Regions from separate parts of the Homo sapiens genome. Here region 1 is linked to region 2. Evidence: chromatin contacts called from ENCODE Hi-C data. All regions are on one chromosome and are shown on one strand. The core of a region is the stretch at or near the end of the contact, and the rest is flanking DNA. Distances in the headings are between cores, read along the strand shown. Region 1 has its middle 40 kb from the start of PDGFB. Region 2 holds the start of APOBEC3H (apolipoprotein B mRNA editing enzyme catalytic subunit 3H).

Evidence for each region. A loop is a pair of places that touch in the nucleus more often than their neighbours do. Pooled maps may share reads with other maps.
Region 1: a pooled map shows a loop between it and region 2 (2.4-fold over the local background). The contact joins the enhancer-like site here to the promoter of APOBEC3H in region 2. A Hi-C loop is called at or near these places in 1 of 50 pooled maps.

Annotation. Positions count from the first base shown.
Region 1 is chr22:39,204,037-39,206,736 of GRCh38, reverse strand. No RefSeq gene overlaps it. Among named protein-coding and RNA genes, the nearest start is that of PDGFB, 40 kb to the left of the region's middle. RefSeq lists enhancers at 781-830, 803-1,742. Within about 2 kb of position 1,261, at least 3 of the 41 ENCODE cell types and tissues checked have a DNase peak (open chromatin) inside an H3K27ac peak, as active enhancers do.
Region 2 is chr22:39,095,813-39,098,512 of GRCh38, reverse strand. APOBEC3H (apolipoprotein B mRNA editing enzyme catalytic subunit 3H) reads right to left here and starts at 1,269. Exons shown (of 5, transcript NM_181773.5): 1 at 1,170-1,269. RefSeq lists enhancers at 1-737, 1,068-1,407, 738-1,625, 948-2,147.

The DNA of each region.
Region 1 (2,700 bases), core at 12-2,511, 110 kb before region 2:
TTATGGCCCGGGTGGGGTACAGGTAACATGACCACCAAAATCAGCGGTGACCTGGCCTCCACCCTCTGGAAGCTAGCGCTCCAGAACCCCCAGCCCCTCCCTGGGTTTCAAATCCTGCCTTGCCCCTTCCAGGCTTCCGTCTGTGAAGCCAAGTGACTCTTCCCACTCTGTCTACACAGCCTTCCCAGGGATTGCATGTAAAGAACCAGGTGAAGGTTGGGCACAGTGGCTCATCCTTCAGTCCCAGCACTTTGGGAGGCCAAGGCTGGTGGATTGCTTGAGGCCAGGAGTCTGAGACAAGCCTGAGCAACATGGAGAAACCCCATCTCTACAACCGAAAAAAAAAAAAAAAAAAAAAGAGCGTGGTGGTACATTCCTGTAATTCTAGCTACTTGGGAGGCTGAGGCAGGAGGATCACTCAAGCCCAGGTGATTGAAGCTGAAAAAAAAAAAGCGTAGGTTGGGCGCGGTGGCTCATGCCTGTAATCCCAACACTTTGGGAGACTGAGGTGGGCAGATCACCTTAGGTCGGGAGTTCGAGACCAGCCTGACCAACATGGAGAAACCCCATCTCTACTAAAAATACAAAATTAGCTAGGTGTGGTGGCACATGCCTGTAATCCAGCTACTCGGGAGGCTGAGGCAGGAGAATTGCTTGAACCAGGGAGGCAGAAGTTGCGGTTAGCCAAGATCGCGCCACTGCATTCCAGCCTGGGCAACAAGAGCGAAACTCTGTCTGAAAAAAAAAAAAAGGCCTGGGTATTTGAAGACTTTGTGTCTAGGCCAGGGATGTGTTGGGGCCAGGTGGTTATTGGTGATTGCTGGCTGCAGTCTGAACAACCCACATCCCCCACGAAGCCACTGGGAGGCTGTGGGTGGTGACTGGGGGGTGTCCCGGGGTGTGGTGTCGTGGTATTATGTTTGTGAGGGCATCACTTTCCCCCACTGCATCTTAGTGGCTTCCTCCCCTCCAGCTGGAACCTGGGTCCAGCAGGCGGGGAAAGAGCCCACAGGGAGGGGAGCTTGTGAGAGAAGGAGGGCCTTGGTGACTTGGTGCTGATGTGCCTTGTTTTCCGGGCTGGCACAGGCAGGACACCCTGGATCCCCAGCCCTGACCCTGATTGTCCCTCAGGCCCCAGCTGGACCCAAAGTCACTTTCTTAGGTTTGGCTTTGAGACATCTCTTCTCCCTCTCCCTTTTACTGTCTCTCCCCTACCCTGAAGATCAGAGAGGAGGGAGGTGCCTGTGAGTCACCTTGTGACTCACAGGAGGGCACAGCCAGGGTCTGGGGCGGGAGTGTGTGCAGTTGTCCAGTGTGCATGTGCATGTGTGTGTGCACGGTCAGCATGTGTGCATAGGCAAATGTTCATGCATGTATGCTTGTGTGCACCTGTGCATGTTTTGTGAGGGGGCTGAGCTGGGGGAGGGGGAGAAGACATGCCTTGGCTTTCTCACCTTTAAAATGCATGAGCTCTGGCCGGGCGCAGTGGCTCAGGCCTGTAATCCCAACGCTTTGGGAGGCCAAGGTGGGTGGATGACCTGAGGTCAGGAGTTCCAGACCAGCCTGGCCAAAATGGTGAAACCCCATCTCTACTAAAAATAGAAAAAAATTAGCCGGGTGTGGTGGCAGGTGCCTGTAATCCCAGCTACTCGGGAGGCTGAGGCAGGAAAATCACTTGAACCCAGGAGGCGGCCGTGTCAGTGAGCCGAGATCATACCACTGCACTCCAGCCTGGGCGACAGTCTCAAAAAATAAAAATGAAAAAATAAATAAAATAAAATGCATGAGCTCATGGAAGCTGCCCCAACCCGAGGGGGCCACTAAGTCACAGCCAGGACAGGGTGCTTACCTGGAGCAGGTGCATAAGGCTTGGTTATATTGAAAGCGTGAAGAAATATCAAATAGGGGTAGCAAAGCCATTCTGCATTCTAAATAGTTTACATTGATCAAACTAACACTTCTGACACAACTACCATGCAACGGCCATTTGTAGACCCGTGTTTGGGTCTACAAAATCTTGAAAGTTGAAGTAGATCTTTCCTGAATATGAGGCCCAAACTCACAGACCTCCTGGCCTCCGGAGGTTAATAGGACCCTCTGTGTGCAACCAGGAGACCACAGAGGCCGTGGATGAGGGGAAGGCAGGGCGGGGCACTGGCTGCTCAAGCTGGGCTAGGAGCACTGTGGCAAGGACCTCTGTGTCTGTTGCGTTCGTCCCTCTTCCCTCGCCATCTAGAACAGTAGGCTGTTCTAGATGCACAGTAGGCTCCCAACACAGATGGCTGGATCAGTGATGACTGACTGCATGTCCCAGGTATGGAAGATCTCAACTGGGCCATGGCTGCGGGGATGGTGGGAGGGCGCTGGACAGGGAAGCCTGGTTATCATTCCCTCCTGGTGCTGCTGAAGGCCCCCTTTCCTCCAACTTTGACCAAGTGAAGATGGGTGGAGAGCTGACGCCTGGGTTCTAATAGGACAGGTCACTTCCCTTCCCTAAGAATCAGTCCCCTCCCTTGTCTGTAAAACAGGGATGCACCATGTTCCACCTTTGTGGTTTCTGGGCAGCATCAGACCATTCTCTGAGGTCTTCTCTAGCTTCAGGATCCAGAGAAATGGCTTGGGAGGGCTGGGCGCGGTGGCTCATGCCTGTAATCCCAGCGCTTTGGGAGGCCGAGGCGGGTGGATCACTTCAGGTCAGGA
Region 2 (2,700 bases), core at 20-2,519:
CCTATTCATGTTATTTTATTTTATTTTTTTAGTTTTAGTAGATAAGGGGGTCTCCCTGTGTTGCCCAGGCTGGTTTGGAACTCCTGGCCTTTAGTGATGATCCTCCCCTCTCAGCTTCCCAAAGTGTTGGGATTACAGGCATGAGCCATTTTGCCTGGCCAGGCAGGAAAATGGCGTGAACCCAGGAGGTGGAGCTTGTAGTGAGCCGAGATTGCGCTCCAGCCTGGGCAACAGACTGAGACACCCCTTCTCAAAAAAACAAAACGAAACAAAAAATCAGGGTAGCACTTCCATCCCCAGGCCCAGGCCACTCTTCTAAGTGCTGAGAGGATCTGAGCTCACGTGAGGCTGCCCTAGGCCTGCAGGGGCCATTCTCATCTTACAGAGGAGGGGCCAGAGGTGCAGAGAGGTGGGGTAACCTGCCCAGGCCATGGAGCTGGGCCACTTTCCTGGCCAGCCCTGCCAGCCTCTGCATCACGGGCCCTGCAGGAGGGAGCCTTTGGGAACCAGGCTCTCTTCTTCCTAAATTTTAAAATAAAAGCATTTCTCCTGATCATTGAGTTTTTCCGTATATTCCGTGTTACTGGTGTCATTATAAACGGTGAATGTGAATACTGATCATGGAGGAGGAGTGTGTGTTCAGGGTCATCTGCATCCTCCTCTGCCCACAGTGGAGACATCCTTGGAAGAGATGATTTGCCTTGTGCTTCAGAGATCATTGCCTCCCCACACCCTCTCCTAAGACTTTGTATTGAAACAAAGTAATCTTACACAAAGTTCATCAAAGCACTGTGAACAAAATTCCAGATTGCTCCCATCATCCTTTAGTTCAGTTCTCCCAGTTCCAGAGCCCAGGAATGGCAGGAAGCACACAGAGAGAGCACCCTCCCAAGGTGGGGAGCACTAGCCCAGCCATGACTCTTAGGGGAGAGTCTCAGCAGGGGTCTTGGGCTGGTGCAGGCCGGGGAGGCGGCCCGTTCAGAAGCAGCAGTGGGGTGACCACACAGCAGGGCAAAGAGCCTGGGTGGGAGTGGGGATGGCAGGGGAGCCAGAGGAGAAGGAGCCCAGGGCTGGGGCTGGGGCAGCGGGAGGCCAGGGCTGAGGCACAGAAGGGCTGCCAGGCAGGAAGTGGCAGCAGAGGGCCCAGTGGACAGAGTGGGCGGCAGTACCTGATCTGTGCTTCTGGCCACAGCTTCCTTAGCAGACTTGCCCCTGCTTGTCTGAGGCACTAAGTTTCACTTTTGGCAGCTCTCCCAAAAGTCACAAAAGGTCAGCTCTCCCAAAAGTCACAAAAAGTCACTGCTTGATGAGGGTGGCTCCACCCTCTTCCTTTTGTGGGACTGGAGTGGGAGGGCCCTGGGGTGCTTCAGATCCCTCAGGCTCCTTTCTTTCTCTATTTCCTCGGGCTTGGCAGGGGAAGTCTGATGGAGGTGGCTCACCTCCCATCCTCCCACCCCCAATTCCCTCTCCAGGTACAGCCAGACTCAACTCCCTCCCCAGGTATAGTTTACAAAAGAACAAAGGCCAGATGCGGTGGCTCACACCTGTAATCCGAACACTTTGGGAGGCTGAGGTGGGCAAATTACAAGGTAAGGAGATGAAGACCATCCTGGCCAACATGGTGAAACCCCGTCTCTGCTAAAATACAAAAAATTAGCCAGGTTTGGTGGCCTGCGCCTGTAGTTCCAGCTGCTTGGGAGGCTGAGGCAGGGAAATTGCTTGAACCTTGGAGGCAGAGGTTGCAGTGAGCCGACGTCGCACCACTGCACTCCACCCTGGCAACAGAACGAGACCCTGTCTCAAAAAATAAATAAATAAATAAAAATAAAAAAGAAAGAAAAAAGAAAGGAATTGATGGCTGGTCACGGTGCCTGTTATCCCAGCACTTTGGGAGGCTGAGGCAGGTGGATTGCCTGAAGTCAGGAGTTCAAAATCAACCTGGCCAACCGCACTCCAGCCTGGGCAATAAGAACAAAACTCCGTCTCAAAAACTAAACTAAACTAAAATAAATGAAAGGAATAGAAGCCACAGAAAGGAGCAGGGATCCAGACCAGGGCTGACACCATAGACCAGATGCCACTCCCCTGGTGGACAGGGCAGGCTGCAGCCCCCTCCCCACCACCCCACTGACCTTTGGCATTCAGCCTCCTGGCAGGACCCTGAGCCTGATGTGAAATGAGCACTGGGGTCAGGCTCAGGACTGCATCTCCAGCGGATCCAGTGCCCATTATCTAGCCCAGTCCCCAGATAGCACTGGGAGGGGAGGGCAGTGATCCTGACAGTCAGAGGAGGTCCCAAGCACAGAGAGGCTAAGATACTGTCCCCACGTCACACAGCAAATCAACAGCAGAGCTGGAGTGCTGGCCAGGACTTCCTGTGTCCCTTCTCCCCCACAGCTAGCTACTTTGAGGTTCTTCATTGCTCCATGGAAAGGAGCAGGAGAGGAGACACGAGGGAGGGGACTTACTGCTCCTAAAGGGCCTCCCAGGTCAGAGATGAAGGACCTGGACTTCACATTTGCATTCTGGAACCCATGTCCTCGTCTTCATGCATATCAACCAACACCCTTCAGATCATAAACACCAAAGAGCCAGGCCAGGTGCTGTGGCTCACGCCTGTAATCCCAGCACTTCGGGAGGCTCAGGCAGGCTGATGACCTGAGGTCAGGAGTTCGAGACCAGCCTGGGCAACACGGTGAA